Regions from separate parts of the Mus musculus genome. Here region 1 is linked to region 2. The links are chromatin contacts, found by POLR2A ChIA-PET in ENCODE. All regions are on one chromosome and are shown on one strand. Each heading gives the region's core, a stretch centred on a gene start or an enhancer-like site at or near the end of the contact. The rest is flanking DNA. Distances are from core to core; before and after follow the strand shown. Region 1 holds the start of Mcl1 (myeloid cell leukemia sequence 1). Region 2 holds the start of Rprd2 (regulation of nuclear pre-mRNA domain containing 2).

Evidence for each region. ChIA-PET counts read pairs that join two places held with the same protein, here RNA polymerase II (POLR2A).
Region 1: POLR2A ChIA-PET joins it to region 2 with 67 read pairs in Patski. The contact joins the promoter of Mcl1 here to the promoter of Rprd2 in region 2. POLR2A ChIA-PET finds 5 or more read pairs at or near these places in 3 of 5 experiments (Patski and embryonic stem cell).

The regions. Positions count from the first base shown.
Region 1 is chr3:95,655,361-95,660,452 of GRCm38, reverse strand. Mcl1 (myeloid cell leukemia sequence 1) reads right to left here and starts at 1,732. Exons shown (of 3, transcript NM_008562.3): 1 at 966-1,732; 2 at 445-692. The coding sequence starts at 1,596. RefSeq lists a cis regulatory region at 4,668-5,092.
Region 2 is chr3:95,814,778-95,820,208 of GRCm38, reverse strand. Rprd2 (regulation of nuclear pre-mRNA domain containing 2) reads left to right here and starts at 1,256. Exons shown (of 11, transcript NM_001368178.1): 1 at 1,256-1,662. The coding sequence starts at 1,458. It overlaps Gm29948 (a long non-coding RNA gene), which reads right to left and starts at 1,329. Exons shown (of 2, transcript XR_375854.4): 1 at 1,079-1,329; 2 at 1-489.

The sequences.
Region 1 (5,092 bases), core at 483-2,982, 160 kb after region 2:
ATCCCCATGTAGTATTTCTCCCATGGGTATTTCCTAATGAGAATGAGTGCACCTTACACCAGAGCTGGTGTATTTGGGTATTAACTTCTAAAATGCAGGCTCTACCCCTTATCCATTTGATTAAAATGAGGGGGATGTAATTTAGTCATCACAGGTGACTCTTACTTCTTCACGGTTTGAATCCACTGCTCTGAAGATTATCCAACTGAATTAGAAGTACAACCTACAGAATACAAGACCTTTTGGTACAATTCAAGACCGTCATAATGAGTTTTTCTCTGGACCTACCACCTACAACGACCAACATCATGCAACAAGAGATACATAAATTAAATCTGAAACCGGAGAGAAACTTTGTAAAAACCCTCTAGGTGCCTTCTCCTTCACAAAATCCTGCACCCCATTTCCACTCCACGGTCCCTTTATATCACAAGACGAACTTACCCAGCCTCTTTGTTTGACAAGCCAGTCCCGTTTCGTCCTTACAAGAACATCTGTGATAGTTTCTGCTAATGGTTCGATGAAGCTTTCTTGGTTTACGCTCTTTAAGTGTTTGGCCACAAAGGCACCGAAAGAAATAAGAGTCACAATCCTGCCCCAGTTTGTTACGCCATCTTTGAAAACATGGACCATTACTCGAGAAAAAGATTTAACATCGCCTTCGTTTTTAATGTCCAGTTTCCGGAGCATGCCTGAGAAGAAAAGCAAGAAACCTCATGGCCTCCTTTGTCTGCAGCGGGGCACTACCCTTCTGCCCACCCACGACGAGGGGACCGTGCTCTCCCGGCTCTAGAGCAGTCAGGCAGACCCCACGCCGACAGTGACATCCCACCCTTTCCGGTCTTTGAACCCAACAGCCAGATGGGCGGAAACAATGACTCACAGCCAGAAAATTCTGGTTGCAGAGCCAGGCTCCGGCTCTTCCCTCTTCCCGCACGGCCCGGCCCGGCCCGGGCGCCGCTTACCCTGGAAGGCCGTCTCGTGGTTGCGCTGCACGCCGTCGCCCACGCGCCGCAGGGTCTCCAGCGCTCTCCGGCCCGCCGCGCCCGCCTCGCCCAGAGGCTTCGAGTCCTTGGAGCCGGTCGCCTGCTCCCGCAAGTAGCGCGAGATGATCTCCAGCGACTGGCGGTATAGGTCGTCCTCTTCCTCCTCGGGCGGCGGCGGCGTGGAGGGCAGAGAGCCGTCGGCCCCGGAGCTCTTGGCCGCCTCGCTCACGCGCTCCAGGAGGGGCAGCACGGCCGGGCGCTTGCCGATGGCCTCCGGCTCGCAGCCGTCCAGTTCCTCCTCCGGAGACACGATGGCGGCGGCGGCCGACGCGGCCATCTCCTCGGGCGGCACGGCGAGGAGGCCGGGCGACTTATGCAGCCGCCTTTCGGCCGACGCGGTGACGTCGGGGTCCTCGGCGCCCACGGGCGGCGGCCGGGCGACCACCCGCGCGCCGGGCAGCAGGGCGGCCTCCCCTCCCCCCTCGCGCCGCGCCTTGGCCTCCTCGGCCACCAGGCGCGCCCCTGCCGGAGAACCGCCGCCCGCGCCGAGGCTGGCGCCGCCGCAGTACAGGTTCAAGCCGATGACCGCGTTTCTCCGCAGGCCAAACATGGTCGGACGCCGCAGGCTGAGGGGAAGGAGCGGGGAAGGCCGCGACTCCAGACCGGAGGCAGGCGGAAGTCAGGAGTGAGGAAGGCCGTTCCCTGCCGCCGCCTTAGGGCCGTGCTGACGCAGGCGAGGACTTCCCGTAAAAGGGGAAAGGGGCGGGCGTTTCCGGAGGGCTGGCCCGGCCACTCCGCGCCTCTTCCGGCCGGAGCGCTCTCGCGGCTTCCGCGGCTACGGTTGGCGGAGCGCGGTACCTGGCCTTGGCTCGCGGACGGATTGTGCTTTTTTGTCCGGTACAACTCTCAGCCCGGCTGGCCAAGTGCTTGGCTTCCCGGGGAATGGTTCCTGCTCGGGAACGCCTGCTGATCTGTGTCGGTTTTTGAATTTCAAGCTGCCCTGGAACTCTGCATAGCCCAGGCTGGTCCTAACGTTAGGCAGTCCTGCCTTAGCCTTTCTCGTTGCACTACCTGCTGTGTTTTTATAACATACCAGTCTTAAACACTTTTTTGTTTGTGTGTATTTGTGGTTGTGTGCCTGCCTCCAGGTGGGTGCTGGGAGTTAAACCCTGGAAGAGCAAACCAGGGAGGGCATCTCCAGTCTCATACACAAAGGAATATTAACCATTGATTTGCTTAAAAGTTAGGGGGAGTCCTGCTCTGTCATTTTTCTACTGTGAGCCCTCACTCCCTGTGTTCCAAAATGACTTTCCGTTCCGGTTTTTTTTGTTTTTTGTTTTTTGTTTTTGTTTTTTTGTTTTTCGAGACAGGGTTTCTCTGTGTAGCCCTGGCTGCACTGGAACTCACTCTGTAGATCAGGCTGGCCTCAAACTCAGAAATCCTCCTGCCTCTGCCTCCCGAGTGCTGGAATTAAAGGCGTGCCCCACACTGCCTGGCCAAAATGACTTTTCATGGACAGCTATTAAGGGGTTATTTATGTGGAGCCTGTGAAAGATTCAACTGGTGAAAGGCTCCTGAAACCCAGCCCTAAAGACCTGAGTTCAATACACAGAACCCACCTAACAATGAAGGAGTGAGACCACTTTCCAGAGTTGACCTCTGGCTGCCAGAAGAGCCTAGCTCCCTACCCTATCCCCAAACAGTAAAAGTCTAAAATATGAGCCATTTATGGTGGCTAGGCCTATAGCTCAATTGGCAGAAGAGCTTGCCCAGGCCTGGGGAGGCAGAGGCAAGAGACTCAATTTAAAACTCATTTTTGGCTACATGATGAGCCTGCTGTCTAAAATGAACAAAGGATGGTTACGGGAGTAACTCAGTTGGTAGAGAATTTGCCTACCCTTGTAGAAGTCCTGGGTTGATCCCCAGCACCATATAAAACGGTGAAGATCTTTGGTGGACTGGTTAGACTTAATATCAACTTGACACAAGCTGGAATTCCATGGACTGGCGGTCCTGGGTTCTGTAAGAAAACAGGCTGAGCAAGCCATGGGAAACAAGCCAGTTAGCAGCTCCTGCCCATGGCCTCTGCCTCTAGGTTCCTGCCCCGTTTGAGTTCCTGTCCTGATGTCCTTCAGTGATGAACAGTAATGTGGAAGCAAGCTAAGCCCAATGAACCCTTTTCTCCCAAGCTGCTTTTGGTTGTGGTGCTTTGCCATAGCAACAGAGACCCAAACTAAGACACTTGGTCTACATAGGAAGCGCCCATCAGCCAGGGTTAAAAGGTTGAGACCCTGTCTCAAACCAGATAGATAGATAGATAGATAGATAGATAGATAAGTAAGTGGCAAGCTGGAAATGTGGCTTACTTGGAGAATGCTTGCCTAACATAAAACCTTGGGTTTAAAACCCTGTAAATTGGCTGCATACCTTCAGTTCCAGAACTTGGGAGGCTCAAAACAAAAGACATGGGGAGATAGATGATGGTCCAGCAAGTAAAGACAATTGCTGCCAAACCCTGGAACCCATGTGCTGGAAGGGAAAGAAACGGGCTCCTAACCACTGTTCCTGACATCCACATATGCATTAAATCTATACATTTTTGTTTCAGTTTTTAGAGACAGGGTTACTCTGTGTAGCCCCAGCTGCTCTGGAACTTGTTCTGTAGACCAAGCTGGCCTTGAACTCACAGAGATCTGCCTGCTTCTGCCTCCCAAGTATTAGAATTAAAGGCATGCACCACCACTGCCTGATATAAATAGATAAACATTAAACTACAGTAAGTAAGGAGACAGGGAACCATATGATTATTTGTAGGAGAAGATCTAAAATCCTAGTTTATAGGATGTGGCAGGGAGTATGGAGAGAAGCATTTTGCAGTTGTAGTGACTAAAATATTTCTGTAAGGAACTTTTAATCCCAAAACAAGTAACCACAATCTGAGATGGGAGACATATATATATATATATATATATATATATATATATATATATATGAATGACATGTTGTAACCGAGCAGCAGAATTCATTTGTGTTTGATGACCTATAGGAAAGCTTTATGGAAGAGAAAGGTTTGCCCAGGTTGGTCCCCAATTGGAAGCCATCTTCCTGCCTCGGCCTGCTGCATTCTTACAGTCAGGACACCAGCTGCAGATTCAGCATGGACTTAAAAAAAATCACTTTAAATGATGTGCATGTGTGCAGATGCATCTGGAAGTCAGAGGCCTGTGAGGCAGCTAGCTTAGGTGCTGGAAACTGAACTTGGGTTCTCTGGAAGAGCAGCCTGCTAGCTTGACCCCTGAACCATCTGGCCACCCCTTTTAATGCTTTGAGAGACAGGATCACATGTAGCCTTGGCTGGTCTTGAACTTGCTGTGTAGCTGAGGATAGCCTTGAGCTAATTAATTCTCCTGTTTCTTCCAAGGTTGCCCCACAGACCTCATATGGGTTTGGACTCACGTAAGCAGTTGGGAAACAGGACACTGAGCACCATGATGTACGTTCTAATTCAGTTTCATTACTAATTGTGGGGTTAGGATGAATCAACAGAGGGGACTAGAGACAAAGGAATAGCTGAGTCTCCTGCAGTACGGTAGTCAAGTCATAATGTTCTGGATGGCTGTAGTGTGCATAGCTGTAAGCCCAGAATAATGAAGACCCGGGTTTCAACATCCAAAGCTAGCCTAAGTCACAGAGAGAGTCTCTGTCTCTCAGAAACAAAAACAAAACAAAAACAAATGCTGGTGCTAGGAGGGGTGACTTATCCCTGGACTCCGCCAGTGCTTGTTAGGCAGCAGGGCAGGAGTCCAAGGCCATCTTCCGTCACTATTACATAATGACTCTGAGGCCAGCCTGGGCTACCATGAGTTTCTGTCTCAAAAAACCAAAATAGCCAAACACATTAAAACCAAACCAAACTCAGAAAGAGAGAGACCTCTCATGAGCAGCGGGAGTGGAAAGAAACCTTTAGAGACACGGGCTTAGGGGATTGCCTGCCTGCCAACTGGCTTGACAATCTCAATCAGATCCCAGGACCCAGGGGACAGGGAGAGAATGGAGTGCCTCAGGGTCCCATGGCATACACCTCCCAGACATTGAGGGTACATTTT
Region 2 (5,431 bases), core at 7-2,506:
CTCTTGTAAACTGTAACGCACAGGGCAGTGGTGGTGCACGTCTTTAATCCCAGCACTTGGGAGGCAGAGGCAGGTGGATTTCTGAGTTCGAGGCCAGCCTGGTCTACAGAGTGAGTTCCAGGACGGCCAGGGCTACACAGAAAAACCTTGTCTCGAAAAAACAAAAACAAACCTATAACGCATTACGAAATTGTGATGTTACTACCTAGCAAAGAAGCCACACCTTGTCAATTACTCTTTCCTCGCTTCGAAGACTTTTCAGAGAAATTTTCGTTTAACTTTTATTCCCTCTTTCTAGAATGCAGTCGGTCGGCTGGCTGTGAACGGTGTCATCGCAGTCGGGCGTGTAGCATAGGTTAGTCAAGGAGTGCCTAGAGAACAGCTAACAGGGCCTGACGCATGCGCGTCTTCCCCCACTCCGCAAGACGTGCCAGCCATTTTGTCGCGTGTAGGTCCCCGATGGCGGGGTGGCAGGGAACGCAGCTGCAGCTGTCAAAAACAGTAGCCACAGAACGGTGGGCATTTCCCATCCTAGTGTGAATTAAAGGCTCCCAGGGAGCAACCCCGCCATGAAGCCAAAAGCAGGGCCGAGCACTGAACTGGGGTCTAGTAACGTCCTAGGCTCCGGAGCGCCTCAATCCTGCCTCCCCAGGTTTTCCTCCCAACCCGCTAGGCGCAGACCTAACGCGCAGGCGCACAGAGAGACGCAGCGCCTCCTCCGCCTTCAGGTCCCGACGCGCTTCTCCGACCCCCTTCCCTGATTGGTCGAATCGCAGCGCCATCACGCCCCCTCGGCCCCCGTGCTCAAGATTGAGGAGGAAGCGGAGGGGCGGGGCTTCCGTGCGCGTGCGCATTTCTTCTGCTGGTCTATTGCTGCTATTGCGTTGCAAAAAAAAAAAAAAAAAAGAAAAAAGAAAAAAAAAAAAAAGAAAAGAAAAAAAAAAAAAGAAAGAAAATTTTCTGCCTAGGTAGCTTTGGGCCTTTCCTGTGGTAGAAAATCTAAAGGCAAAGCTCTCTGCAGCCGAAGGGACGGCGGAGTAGCGTTTCGTCTTCGGTACCAAGGCCGCCCTGGGCTCACCGGAATTTGGCCAACGGGATGAGGGAAGGGCCTTAAGAGTTGAGGAGCGTAGAGGCTAAAAGCCTTAGTTGTCGGCGCCGTCGCAGGTTCTGTCTCCTCCGTAGTCGTCTCCCGACTCCCGGTTTAAACACCACCCCCGAGCCATACTGACAGTCCTCCGCGGCCGCGGCCCCTCCTCGCAGCGTGTGGGAGCCGCCAGCGCGCCCAGCAGCTAGCCCTCCTGCCGCCAGAGGAGCCTAGCGCGTGCAGCGTCCCCACCCCCTGGCCGCCCTCCCCTCCTGCTGCTTTCACGCACTCGCACTGATTGTTTTGCCCGCTCCCGCCGCCGCCGCCGCCGCCGCCGCCAGAGGACCAGAGGCGCTTGTGCAAACCGGGGAAGATGGCGGCCGGCGGCGGCGGAGGCAGCAGTAAGGCCTCCTCCTCGTCGGCCTCGTCCGCAGGGGCCCTGGAGTCTTCGTTGGATCGAAAATTCCAGTCGGTGACCAACACCATGGAATCCATTCAAGGCTTGTCGTCCTGGTGTATAGAAAACAAGAAACACCACAGTACAATCGTCTACCATTGGATGAAGTGGCTCCGGAGATGTGAGTGTGGGGGCGACTAGGAAGGGGGAGGCTGGAGAGATGGAGAAAATGCGGCCCCCAAAACACTCTGGGGTTTGCCCACCGAGCTGCTGCATTCAGTTGGGGTTCACATTAAAGATCGGGCGCGAGTGTTCCCTAGCCCAGACTCCATCCTAGGCACGGTTGCCCTGCTCTGCAGGGGGCTCATTGCTTGGAATTTTTCAGCCTCACATTTGGCGTGACCTTGGGCCGTTGGGCCTAGACCCGTAGAGATTTTCGCGTTTCCTTCCGAGCCCTGGAAGGTGTGTTGTTGATTATCCTGAACCTTCACGGAAATGGTCGCGTCCGTTTATTTCTTACAGGCCTTGACGTGTTAATGATCTCTGGGTTTCCTGTTGGCTAGTCAAGCCATGGTTTAAGCTGTCCACTTCCCTGAAATATGTTAGACCAGGCAGTGTTTTCCGCCGACGTGAAACTTGGGATATGTCTAGAAAGGGGCCTTCTCTTGATGACTGTGGGTGAAACTTGGCGTGTGTTTTAAGGAGGCTTTCCCTGGATGAATGTGAAGCAATAGGAACTCTACAGAGCTGTGAGGCGACCACCTGTTTTCCTTTTACCTGTGTTTGCAACACTAAAATACAGACCACGGGATACTGACGAGACACAACTGCGAGACTGTAATCATCATTGGTACCGAAGTATAAAATATATCCGGCCACTTTTTAATCTCCTGAAGCACACTTTACAGAATTGAGTTTGTTTGCATAGGCAATCAAAATGGGAAATGTGAATTTTAAAATATATTTATCTGTTTTAGATATAACCCCCATCTCAAGTATACTTTTTTTTTTCAACCTGTGTGGTTCTCCCCACAACACTGCTTTAATACAGAAAAGAGGTCTTCTAAAATATGAATTGTTAAACTGGGCGTGGTGGCCCATGTCGTTTCAGAGGCTGAGGCAGGAGGATTGCTGAAAGTTTGAGGCCAGCTTGTTCTACCCAGTAAATTTTAAGCAATTATAACCCCAACTCCATACATATTTATTCAAGTTGTTTGCTTCCTATCTATATAGCCTCTTGCCAGTGGTACTCAGTTAACAGTTTTCTTATTCCATGTCTGTCTTCGCTTCTATAATATTTTTTGAGTTTACTTGTTAGTGAACAAGTGGATAAAACTTCAAAATTATAGGCCCCAAATTTAAAATCTTTTGTATTTAAGACAGTTGTTCTGTGGTTCTTTGAAATATACTGTTGAGAAGGATATTCGAGAGAAAGGACAGGATTAGCTAGTCTTTTTTATTATTATTATTATTATCATTTTGGTCTTTTGAGACAGGGTTTCTCTGTATAGCCCTGGCTGTCCTGGAACTCACTCTGTAGACCAGGCTGGCCTCGAACTCAGAAATCCACCTGCCTCTGCCTCCCGAGTGCTGGGATCAAAGGCGTGCGCCACCACACCCGGCTTAGTCTTTATTTATTATTGTCAGATTTTTTGTTTGTTTGTTTACTTCTTGCCAAGAGGTTAAACTAGAATCTGCAATATCTGTCACCTTCAAAGACTCACATATTATGTATCTGCCACATGCCAGCCATTTCCTTAGTCCTTCTAATATACTTTATAGTCTGTTGAATTGCATATGAGGAACCTAGGGCTCAGAAATGTCAGGTTGCGAAAGGTTACTCAGTAAAGCGATGTGGTTAAGGTTGGGCTCTGTTGTTAGCTTTGTGAGATGGTGCTTGGTGTATTGAGTGTATCAGTGTAGTAAGCAGTGCTGATGTGGGGACATCTTCCACCGTTTTAAATCATTTTACCAAACTATGAAGCATTTTTACATTCCTTACTGTTGGTCTCCAGTGTTTTAACCCTGTGGTTATATATTTTCAAGAATAAGTTGGCCCCTATCTCTGCGTTGTGGGATCACAAGTGACAATTACACTTTTTTTTTTCTAGTCAGGCATAATGAGAAATGCTAGGACCAGAATTTTCCCTGTCTTTGTTGTTGTTTGTGTCTGAGTTTATTTCCTTTGTTGGTACTAAGAGTAGGAGGGTAATTTTTTTATCTGAAAAGTGGATTCTACATAATTTAAATGAAGTGAAATGTATTTGACTTTTTAAAGCCTGCTATCAGTTTCATAGTGGAGTGAAACTTAAACTTTCTAAAATGGCTAAGAATAATTTGTGGACATTTGTGTTTACAGGTGATAAATATCTACCTCAGGAATAAAGCCAGAGTGGTGAAGGCTAGGATGCAAATGGCTGTTGTATTAGGCCAGTATTTTCACCTAATGTTTAGACCTTCACAGAGTTGCTAAGTTTGCTCAAGCATTCCCAGTCTTTCTGTCCATTTCCCTGAGGCTACTCTTGCTTCTTCCTTTTCCTATGACATCCATTATTTAGTCATTTAGGTCTTGGTTAAATGTAAGTGACTGTACTAGAGATATCAGGAGATGTTTTCTTTTTTGTTTGTTTGTTTGGAGACAGGGTTTCTCTGTATAGTTCTGGCTGTCCTGGAACTCACTCTGTAAACCAGGCTGGCCTCGAACTCAGAACTCAGAAATTCGCCTGCCTCTGCCTCCCAAGTGCTGGGATGAAAGGCATGCACCACCACTCCTGGCAGGAGATGTTTTCTTTCTGTTATTTTGTGGTATATCTAATTCTGTGCAAACACCACCATTGAGCTACACCACCAGAGGGGTTTTCGTTGAATTATGGTGTGTAATACTAGTAACGGGCTTTTTATTCATTGTAAAGGAAAGCCTTTAATGAGCAAGCATGCTTCCTGAAGATGCATTCCATAGGCAGGCTCCGCTGGTTTCATCTAGGCATGTCTGTAACAGTCATTAGCTTCTGTCAGTCTGGGTTACCCTGACTGGTTTGGTATTTAGTATGTAGCCCACATTAGGCTTCAGCCCAAGCATCTTCCTCTCAGCCTTCCTGTTGCTCGCCTTGTAGCTATTCACTGCTTATTCGGCAGCCATGATTTTCTCAAGTGGTCTTTCTATGGTATGAACAGATATTATGCCTCTACTATCTATCTATGTATCCATCCATCCATCCATCCATTTAGAGACAGGGTCCCTCTGTAGTCCTGGCTTTCCTTGAACTTGTTATATAGACCAGGCTGGTGAATTAAAAGAGATGAGACTATTTCTGCCTTCCGAGTGCTGGGTTAAAGATACCGGCTGCCATGCCCAGCTCATGCTTCTACTTTCTAACCTTTCAGTGATCTCCTGTTGTAGTAGGGTTAGGTTATACCTTTTTGTACTGTGGTCTCTTCAAGAGCCTGTCTTACCTGTACTGCCTGCTTCTCAGGCTTCTTCAGAATCTGCCACCTTCTCACTAGATCTCATCGCAAACGTTCCCTCCTCAGGATGGCCTTCTCTGATTACCTTCAATTGCTTTTATATCTTTTTTTTTTTTTTTTGGTTTTTTGGGACAGAATTTCTCTGTATAGCCCTGGCTGTCCTGGAACTCACTCTGTAGACCAGGCTGGCCTCGAACTCAGAAATCCGCCTGCCTCTGCCTCCCAAGTGCTGGCATTAAAGGCGTGTGCCACCATTGCCCGGCATATCTTCCCTTTCTTGTTTTCCTCCCCCCCCCCCCCCCCCAAGACAGGGTCTTACTATGTAGCTTTCTGGCTGTCCAGGAACTCACTATGTAGACCAGGGTGTCCTAAAACTCAAAGATACGGCTCCTCTACCTCCTGTGTGATGGGATTAAAGGTGTGCTCCACCATACCAGACAGACATCTTTTATTTTATTTTTTTTTCCCAGCACGATAAATTACTG